2 separate regions of the Mus musculus genome follow, and region 2 is linked to region 1. Evidence: chromatin loops called from intact Hi-C (ENCODE). Cell type or tissue: left cerebral cortex. All regions are shown on one strand. Links, peaks and the distances in the headings refer to the core of each region. The heading gives the core; the rest is flanking DNA. Region 1 holds the start of n-TIaat17 (a tRNA gene). Region 2 holds the start of Gm24240 (a small nucleolar RNA gene).

What was found. Hi-C counts contacts between places; a loop is a spot of excess contacts. Peaks named below come from ENCODE experiments on the same cell type or tissue, not always from the same donor. Only the 100,000 strongest peaks of a DNase experiment are listed, where the experiment ranks them.
Region 2: it touches region 1 in a loop (17-fold over the local background); 25 of 42 quality-filtered maps call a loop at or near these places.

Annotation. Positions count from the first base shown.
Region 1 is chr17:83,857,215-83,862,589 of GRCm38, forward strand. n-TIaat17 (a tRNA gene) reads left to right here and starts at 4,730; the gene lies at 4,730-4,822. In left cerebral cortex, for the core only: a CTCF peak has its summit at 2,838; DNase peaks (open chromatin) are centred at 2,088, 2,335, 2,760, 3,055 and 2 more places; H3K4me3 peaks cover 1,249 bases; H3K27ac peaks cover 3,142 bases.
Region 2 is chr17:83,264,855-83,270,229 of GRCm38, forward strand. It overlaps Gm24240 (a small nucleolar RNA gene), which reads left to right and starts at 5,117; the gene lies at 5,117-5,251. In left cerebral cortex, for the core only: no CTCF peak of the experiment used is centred there; DNase peaks (open chromatin) are centred at 2,880 and 4,176; H3K4me3 peaks cover 572 bases; H3K27ac peaks cover 1,025 bases.

The DNA.
Region 1 (5,375 bases), core at 324-5,323:
CAGAGGGATAACAGCCCCTGCAGTGGCCTCTAGCACCTATATTGACAGGGCCAGACAGTGGCAGAAGATGACAGAAAACCACTGTCATCTGGGTCCAGTTCCAGGGCTGCAGAGCAGAGGACAAGCAGAGGAGGGATAACTTCCTGCCACTCCCATCTTCTGTGTCCTCAAAACACTCAAGGAGAGTTTTCCTGAATCATGTCTTTTTATGCATTGATTGTAAGAAATAGGGTGACCAGTAACTGATTAGGGTGCCCAGTGACTAGGGTTCAGATTGTCTGGGACAGTCACAGTTGGTGCTCACTGGTCTTTCACCCTCAGAACGATCCCCCTTTGAAGCCGGTCTATGTGGTATCAGTTTCTGTCAAGCCCTCCCACTGATAGGAGCTAGGGATTTTTGTAAGTATCAAAACAACGACGACAAAAATACAAGAAATTTTTGTGAAGAATGAGCATACAAGTATCCTGTGCTCACAGACCCTGAGCCATTTTTTCCCCTTTGTATGCAAAAGAAACTAATTTGCAAAAAAAAAAAAAAAAATCAAAGAAGTAAACATCCAAAGAGATGCATCATTGAAAACTGTTAGCCGGGCGTGGTGGTGCATGCCTTTAATTCCAACACTCAGGAGGCAGAGGCAGGCGGATTTCTGAGTTCGAGGCCAGCCTGGTCTACAAAAGAAAACTGTTCTTTTACCTAAAAGAATTACTTTAATAAGTAAATATAAAAATTATAAGTGACATGATGGTACAGTGTCATAGTACTATGTTAGAAAGGTGCTATTTTCCTATTAACAATATATGAAGTAGCAGTAGATTTTTTACAATACAGCATAGTTTAAACAGCATAGTTTAGATTGGACAGTTCTATTTGTTCACAGGTATTTTGTATCTATCGGACAGCACCAGCTATGAATCTGTTGGGTCAATGGTTATGTGCATTTAAAACTTGATTAGAGGAGCTGAAAAGATGGACCAATGGCTAAGGGCACTGGCTGTTCTTCCAAAGAACACAGGTTGGATTCCCAGCACCCACAGCTACCACTAGGCTCACAACCATCTGTAACTCCAGCTCCAGAGAATCTGATGCCCTCTCTGGTCTCTGCAGGCCACACACATATTTTATACGGACACACATGCAGTCAAAACACCCATACATATACAATATTTAATAATTTAAAAAACCCAGAAGTATCCATTTTCCCATATTTCTGTCAACACTGGGTGTTACCGGTTTTTTGAATTTGTTACTATCTGACTAGCTTTCAGCAATTCTTCATTTTGGTTTCAATACTAAGGGAAACATGCTCCCTCGATTCGCATTTCCTCCACTCTGTAATCTGCTCATACCTGCATGAAAACTCACTGAACTTCACCTTGGACTCTCCATCTGTCTCAAGAAGATAAAGGGTCATGTGCTTACACGGCGCTGTGGGGGATCGAGAACCACGTGGGTAGGAGGGCACTTAAGCCCAGACAGACAAACAGAGAGCATTGGAAAGACTTGAGGATGGCTCACCCTGTCCCAGGTAGCAGCTTGTGATGTTCTTTTAAGAAACATAGTATTTATTTTCATTCTATTTTTAAAATTTATTTTTTTATTGATGTGACCGTGCACATGTCTCTGTGTGTACATGCTACATGTGTGTGAGTGCACATGGATGTTACACTCAAGCTCTAGCTCCTCTGCAGCTGGAGTTACAGGGGGTTGTGAGCTGCCCAGTGTAGGTGCTAGGAACTGAACTCAGGGTCTCTGGAAGACAGCAAATGCTCTTAACCTCTGACCCAACCTTCCAGTTTCAGAGAAAAATGGTATTTAAAGGCTGCTTTTAAAGGATGCTTAAAAACCAGGTTCTGTGCTGTATGCCTGTAATACCAGCACTTGGGAGGCAGAGGCAAGAAGATCAGGAATTCAAGACTAGTTACTGCTACATACTGAGTTTGAGGCCAGCCTGGGCACCACGAGAGCAACCAACTGACTAGCAAAAACAAAACCCCTAAAAATAATCTTGAAGCCCTTCCAATTAAGACAGAATTGTCCTGGACGCTCCTGGGTGGGTGTGACTGGTACCCACAGCAAGTCTCTGACACCAGCTGTCTGTCCATGATGGCTGCTCTGGGGCTCCTTGTGCGGAATTTGGCTTCTATTCAGCAACATTTATGCTTAATACATAATCGTAATGAGACACTGGCTAAAAATAAGAAATATAAAAAATCTGATGAAATAAAGCAAATGAAGACCATAAAATGGTAATTCCATAAATTCAAATCAAGATGATCCTCATTCACCAGACTCCCAGATTGCATCCCAGCTAATCAAAATGTTTGTTTGTGAGGCTCATCACAGCGCCTCTCGTGTAGCAGAAACCAAAGCCATGAAGAGAAAGTACAGTGGCCATTACATGCTATTTGGCCTTTCATTGTCAGAAATAAAGACAGTCATAGTCCCGTCTTGTAATTTTCTGGATTGCACACGTGCACAGGGCAATTGAAACCTTTCCAGTTCATCTCACCATTTAAACACAAAACCATGAAAGTTAAAAAAAAAAAAGAAAGAAAGAAAGAAAGAAAGCAAGAACGAAAAAAAAGCCAACTTTTTTTCAGTGCAAAAGGCGTAAATTCCAAACATTCATTTAAGAAACAGTTTTTGTCTATTTCTGTTGCCACAATGAGTCATTACATTTCATACATTTTAATATACAGTACATTCATCCCTATGCCAAGATGAGATGTTATTTTAAAACTTATCTGCTAACACAGCATGCTTTTCCCTTGCCTTACATAATTAAACATTTTGTTATTTGGTATATGGAAAAGAATGAGACTCTTTACATTATAGGCATTGCAAGGTTTAACTATCCTTGCTTCTAGAAAAAGTTTATTTTATTTTATTTTAAAAATCAGTTTTATTATGTAACATATAATAATGCAAATTATTTCAAGGCAATGGGGTAGGTGGCTTGGCCTGTAGAACCTGCACTCTGAAGGCAGAGGCAGGAGAATTCCGAATCTGTGGCCAGCCTTGGTTACATGGTGAGACCACGTCTTAAAAAATTAACTTCAGTGTGTTGGCAGGAGTCATGTGGGGAAATACTCTCCAGTCAGGATTCCTGGATTTAGAGATAAGGAAACTCAAGAGACGTGAGCCCCCTCAGACGAATAAAGACCAGTGAGAACCTTGGGTGAGGCTCCTAGTTCCCTGCTCTCTGGAGGCAGTCTGAAAAGGGAGGACAGACAGTCTGCGGGGCTCAGGACGTTTTCTCCTGAGCTCCTGGCTCCCGCCTCCTGCTCCTGTCTAAGCATCACCCCATCTAGTTTCCTCCCCGAGAACCTCAGTCTCTTTAGGACCTAAACTATTTATGTTCCCTTTTTGAGGTACCACTTTTCCTGTAAACACTGAGATGCCCACTATCTGCACACATATGTACACATACTGGTTGATCCTCCACTATCTGCTGAGCTTATAAAACAACAGATACGGGAATGGGGGGGGGGGGCGGGAGACAAATTCTCCTTTATCACCCCTCCCTCATTGGTCTCCTTCCTTAGTATCCTTCCTGATATTTTTTCCCTTTTTAAAGATTTATTAATTTTAAAAATTATGTACATGGATGTGTCTGTGTATGCCGTAGATTCCCCCTGGAACTGGAGTTAAGGAGGATTGTGAGTCAGATCGAACCCGCATTCTCGGCAAGAGCAGAACTTCTAACCTCCGAGCCACCTCGGCAGTCTCTCTACTCGTATTTCCTTTTTCTTTTCTTTTTTCTTTTTTTCTTTTCTTCTTTTGGTTTTTCGAGACAGGGTTTCTCTGTATAGCCCTGGCTGTCCTGGAACTCACTCTGTAGATCAGGCTGGCCTCGAACTCAGAAATCCTCCTGCCTCTGCCTCCCGAGTGCTGGGATTAAAGGCGTGAGCCACCACAGCCCGGTTTAACCTCGTATTTTCTTAAAGCACGGTGGTTTTACTTTCTGTAAATTTGAGGACAGCCTGGTCTACAAAGTGAGTTCCAGGACAGCCAGGGCTATACAGAGAAACCCTGTCTCGAAAAACCAAACCAAACCAAACCAAAAAAAAAACCCAAAAAACCAACCAACCAACCAAACAAACAAACAAACAAAAAGAAAAAGAAAAAAAGGGGAAAAAAAAAAAAAAAGAGGAATGAGGGCTCACAAAGTGCGTGTGGCCCAGGAGTCCTAATCTGGGCCTTGGTCCAGGGTTCCGATTTTCTGGTTTTAAGAAAGAAAAGCTATTCTGAGTTTTCTAGCTCTTTTGGTTTTAAACGTTGGAACTTTTAGGATGGGAAGAAGGGAAACACTTGCAGCTTGGACCCCCGAGGACCCTCGGGATGAGAAGCCCAGCCAGGTTCCGCTGCCCACCCTCGCGCCATCGGAAGGGCGGGCCGGGGATCCGGGTTCGCTTCCTCGAGCGGACGGGAGCCGCACGGTCGCTCTGTCCGCCCCTGCCAGGCCCGTCTGCGCGTGCGGGAGGCTGGGCCGGCCGGAGCGGAGCCTCGCGGAGGACGCCGCCTCTCCCCCGCAGGCTCGGCCGTGCGAGCCCGTTCCCTCACACTCTCCCCGGACCCTTCGATCCCCGGGCACTGGCTTGTTGCCCTGAGTCCGGTCCGCAGTTGCGGGAGGCTGGGGTAAGAGCGGCGTCCACAGGTGGCAGATGCGCATGCTCCACCGACGCCTTGCCGGGTCTGATAGAGCCTTCGCAAGGCCGCCACAGCGGAGCTCCAGTGGCGCAATCGGTTAGCGCGCGGTACTTATACAGCAGTACATGCAGAGCAATGCCGAGGTTGTGAGTTCGAGCCTCACCTGGAGCACGATCCTTTTGGAGCTAGGCTTTACTGTTATTTTATATTTGTATCGGAAGGCGTTACGCTCCCTTTAGTCTCCTCGCTTTCTGTCTCAGCCACAGCGGAAAACAGCTCACAGTGAAGCTTTGCACTTGGTTTCCGAGCAGCTCTGTAGCTACTGCGCAGCATTCAGCAGTGAAACCCAGTCGACTGCCTACTACCTTTCCTGGTCCTTAGGCTGCTGTTTAAACAGCATCAGGACCTGGGATGCAGACCGAGGTCCCCGAGGCTCTCTGATGCCGGGCGGCTTCCTGCGAGCGCGGAGTACACAGTAGCTCCCGCCCCTGCCTCCGCCAGAGCCCGGATCCAACCCACTGCTTCCGGGTGGCTCCCCAGGACTAAATGGACTAGGAGTGTGGGACCCTAGGTGAGGGAACTGCTCGATTCCCTGGCATTAGCCCCCTCCCACCCCGCCTGTAGCTCGCTCCTCCCCCCCTCCCCCCAGCCTCGGCAGCCCTCCCCCATATCCGGTTCAAGGCACCCTGCCCTCCTCCCGCGTTTGCAACTGGGGACAAATGTC
Region 2 (5,375 bases), core at 115-5,114, 590 kb before region 1:
TTCTACTTCTATATCCATCTATTTCAAGCCAAAGAGAGAGACAGCAGAGGCATGGCTACTGAGAAAACACTTCTTGAGCACTACCATGTAAGTCTGGAACATTCCGCTCCAGACGGCTTCCTGCTCCGTGCTTTCTTGAGGGAGACCCACCTCTGCTGATGCGCATCTCCCCTCGTTCACTTCCCTGGGATGGCAGCCAATCTGCTGGCCTTCCAGGTTTCTGCGTGAAAGCCTCCCGTGCTGGTCCTTGGAGAGTGTAGCTTGACATTCCACACAGTGGCTTCCTAGACAGGAAGCTTACCCTATGTTGTGGGGTGATGCCCTGGTAAAAACTGAAATAGCAAATCTCCAGTGCCAGCAGTAGGGTAGAAAACCTATGTGTATGAAATATGAATGGTGACAGCAGCTGTGACCTGCCTGGGCTCAAGCCATACTGAATCCCAGCACAGAGAGGAAAGTCGGCACAAGGTCCCACCCTAGCTGGGGAGCCACTGGCAACTGATAGCTTCTGTGAAACAGAGTCCATTTTCTTTAAGGGCGTGGCCCACGGTGCTGGCTACAAGTCCAAGAATATGGGAAGCACAAACTGGACTTGCTGGGTAGTTGAGGGACAATGCTGAAAACACTGGGGTGTGTGTGACCAATTCCCCGGGGGATTGCTCTACTGTCTTCAGAACCTGTGAGCTGTAACCAGGAGGTACATGGATAGGAGGAATGGATCCATTGTGTGACATCATGTGGCCGAGTCCTTGTCTCTCAGCACACTGTAAAGGTCTCACCTGGATTAATTTGAACAGGAATAACCTGCCGGGTTGCTCCCTCGGCCCCAACCCCATTCACCATGTGAGGTATCCTAGCGGCTACTGCATTTCCTCCCAGTTCAGATCGTTCCAGAAGGCTTTAGTCAGTCGTCACGAGACAGACACATTTGAGGAGACTTTCCAGACGATTCTAGTTCTTCCTCTGCATTTGAACATGGAAAGAAACACAGCCTGATTCTCCTGTCTGGGTGGTGTTTGTTTGTTTGTTTGTTTGTTTTTGAGACAGAGTTTCTCCGGGTATCCTTGGCTGTGCTGGAATTTACTCTATCAGCCAGGCTGGCCTTGAACTCAAGAATCTGCCTGCCTCAGCCTCCCCAGTGCTGGGATTAAAAACGTGTGCCAGAGCCGGGCGTGGTGGCGAACGCCTTTAATCCCAGCACTCGGGAAGCAGAGGCAGGCGGATTTCTGAGTTCGAGGCCAGTCTGGTCTACAGAATGAGTTCCAGGACAGCCAGGGCTATACAGAGAAACTCTGTCTCAAAAAACCAAAAAAAAAAACCAAAAAAACAAAAAAAAAAACAAAACAAAAAAACAAAAAAACGTGTGCCAAGCCTACATCCTGATTCTTTTAGAAATCGTCGGTTGTGGTCTCAGCGGATTTGGGCCGAGGCTGGCTGTGGGCCTGACATAAGACTGAGCGTTGTGGAGGGGACCATGCTGGAGCAAAGCTGTTCGCCTGGGCATTGGAGCAAGCAGAAAAGATCTCCTGCATTCCAGGGTTCCCGACGAGGAGGTGGCGTGCGTTCCTTCTTCATTTTCTATAAGCTATGTGGTCCCCCCACACCATTCTGCCTGATTTTACTGTCTTTTCTTTTCATCATTAGGGTTTTAGAAATGTTATATAATATTCCTGAGTGGTTTTCTTTGTGTTTATACAACTTCAGATTTTTTTTTTTGATAATTGAGCTTATAACTTCCATCATATTTGAGTAGATTTCAGATCTTAGTTTTTCCACCCTCACTTTGGGTTTTCCATCTAGAGCTCTAACTACATACCCGTGAGATTGCTGGAATTACCCGGTAGGTCACTGTGTCCAGGGCTTCAGTCTGAATAAATTTAGGAGAGTTGGTTGGGTTTGGGTTTGGGAGTTTTTGTTGTGTGCTGCACGTTCACAGACATTTTCTTCTGCGATATTTATGCACGGCACTGTATGCCCATCTGGTGTCTATTTCACTTTAGATATTATAGTCTTTAGTTATTTATAGGGGAAAAAATACAGTACCTTGAGTCAAACTAAGCCTTCTGAAGGCTGAGGCAGAACCGTGAGTTCAAGGCCAGTCTAAGGTACAGAGTGACAAGAGGATATGTGTGTGTGTTTGGACGAGGGGTGTTAATTATATTTCTCTTCTCATTATGTTCCTGGTTTTCCTGAGCATCTTTATAAAATGCTTTCATGGGGCTAAAGAGAGCTCAATGGTTAGAGCAACGACTGCTTTTCTAGAGGGTCAGAAGTCAGCCCCCAGCACACACAGCAGACAGCTTGCAATCACCAATAACTCCAGCTGCAAAGAATCTGGCACTATTTTCTGTCCTCTGTAGTTACTTGCACTCATGCACACACACACACACACACACACACACACACACACACACACACACGCGCACGCACTAAAAATAAGGTAAAAAAAATTTTTTTTCAGTTTCTATGTGTATGTTTTGCCTGCCCATACACATGTGGAGTGAACCACATGCTCACGATGCTGTGGGGACAAGAGAGGGTGTGGAATCCCTTGGGACCTGAGTTATATCCCCTTGTGAGCTATCGCGTAGGTGCCCGGAACCAAACATGGATCCTCTGCAAGAATAGCACATGTTCTTAACCACGGAAGCGTCTCTCCAGCCAGAAAGGAAGATCTTCTCGTATGCCAGCTCGAGGTGTGTGTAAATCTGTCTCTTGTCACAAACTCTCTCGTCACAGACCTCCCAGTGCAGGCAGGCTCTGTACAGGAGCGCTGTAGCACACCTAGCAGTTTTTTGATTGGCTAGTAGCATGCCTAGCGTTTTTTGATTGGCTAGTAGCATGCCTAGCGTTTTTTTGATTGGCTACAGCTGGGCACTGTGAATGCGGATGTTGGCACTGCTGAGTAGCTGAATCTTTTTTTGAAGCGAGGGATCACATGGCTGAGTTCTTTATAGAGAAGTTAAAAACATCTCCGGGCTTTGTTCTCCTGCTTTGTTAGGACAGTCCAGAACTCTGGTTCTAAATCGGGGACAGTAGGCATCCATCTCCACTGAAGGAACCTTGGCAGTGTCTGCGGATATTTTGGGTTGCCTCAGCTAGGAGGTTGCTTCTGCCATCTCCTGAGTAGAAGCCAGGGATGCTGTCAACTATCCTAACACATGACACACTCCCACTCACCTCGCACGCACGTGAGCACACACACACACACACACATACACATGCATGCACACCCACATACATTCAATCTCCACACCCTGAGCTCAATCTCCAGAAGTGCAAAAGTATCACATGTGGAAACTCTAAAACCCTGATATGATGTGATGGTGCCCAAAGATGGGGCATTTAGAAAGTAAGTAGGTCATGAAGCTAGGGTCCTCGTGAATGAAATCTGTGGGTGTCATGGTTATAGAGAGAGCTCCCTAGATCTCTTCTACCAGATGAAAATACAAGAAGGCATTGTGCAGCCTGGAAGATGGCGCTCCCCACAGCCCACCCACGCTGGCACCTGACCTCATAGGTGCAGCCTCTAAAACACATCCCTATCCTTTATGAGCCATCAGGACTATAGGATAGCATCCCAAACCAAGGCATCTTAAGACTAAGACATCTACTCACTGCACCGCAGAGCCCGTATGCCTCTTCCCTGGCCGCTCTAGCCAGTTAGAACTGGAACATGCCCGCCCACCCCACCCCCCCATCCGTGTGAGCTCTGGACGCTGCTTAGTCCCCAGCCTCCTGGTTGTTGTTTTTCCAATAGCTGGAACCTTTTCTTGCCTGTTTGAACAAGTATCAAGGCAACCCCATGTGTACTGCAGACGTATCTACACAGTCCCCTCCTCTCCAGTGTTGTGTCCACAAATTCCAGTTGCCTCACAGTTTTAAATGATGAACCCCACCTCCCGGTCTGTCAGAGTCCAGTGCTTGTTCTACAAAGCACCTCTAGGCAGAAGCCTCAACTAAGCACGGGCGTCCCAAAGGCTTGTCCCATACCTACAGACCTACGGATCTACGGACCTACAGACCCACGACCCAGAGGAATACCTGCTTTAGTTCCTGACTCTCTCAAAAGATGCCTGCATAGTACGCAGCCTTGAAAGACCAAGATCGCATCTCCCTGTGGAACACAGGGAAGCTTCGCCTCCTGCCCAGCGTTGTAAAGGCCATGTCTCCTTCTGGGATAAAGGCCAAAAGAACAAAAGTGCAAGGAACACTGCTGATTCCCTATGTTCTGGCTCCTCTTCTGCAACGCAGCTCACAGCAAACACCTGGACCTGCACGTCACCTGGTGGAAACTGGACGTGAAGGAACCAGAGTCGATGCTGACACACTGGCAGCGCTGTTTCTGTGAGTCATAAAGTTTCTCTCTGGCCTCAGAGTCTTTTGTCTTCTGCCAGCATCCATAAAATGAGAACAAACTAAGTTGTTAACTTGTAAATGTGCCCCCTTTTCTATTCTTAGAACTCTTCCTATCACAGGCTATCATTGTAAATGGTGTCTCACACACACACACACACACACACACACACACACACACACACAAACTTTTCTTCTTCTGGCTATCATCTATTGTGAAATACAATAATTTTAAGAAACAAATAAATCCAAAACTTTTAATGGCGATAGAATTAAGAAAGATTTTTTTAAAATTAACAATTGATAGTGACAAGAGAAAACATCTTACATTGAGTGCTTAGGAGAGGCCTCTGTGAACAGGAGACATTTAAACTGAGTCTGGGGCAGGGGGAGGAGGAGACACAAGGCAAGCAAGGGAAAATGCCTTCCAGGCAGAAGGGACAGCATCTGCAAAGTCCTGAGGCTGGAAGAGCTCAGGCAGGTTGGTATCTGGTGAGGAAGGGATGATCAGCCAGATTCAATGCAGAGGTTCTCAACTCCTCCATCTTTTAAAATCTACCCAGAATAGCCTGGCAGTGGTAGCACACACCTTTGGTCCCAGCACTTCATTCAAGAGGCAGGCAGACCTCTGAGCCCAAGGCCAGCCTGGTCTACAGAGAAAGTTCCAAGGCAGCCAGGCTTACCATGGAGAAATTCTATCTTGAACAACCAAAACAAATAGATATAAAATCTACACAGGAGCTTGTCAAATATGTCAGTATCGCAGCGCATCCCAGTTCAACTGCACTATAAGATTTTAAAGTAACACTTCGGGGTTGCACTAGGTTGCAAAAGGAAACTCTCCCTGTGCCTGTCTTTGTGTCTTTGTGCCCAGGTTGAATTGGGGAGCACATCTCCATGCGAGGGGAGTTCCACACTCAAGCTGATCTGCTCGGGACCTCACTCTCCTTGCTTTGCAGTCACCACTTGGTTATATCGCCTAACACCGTAACTGGCAACTGGCGGCTGCTTACCATCCA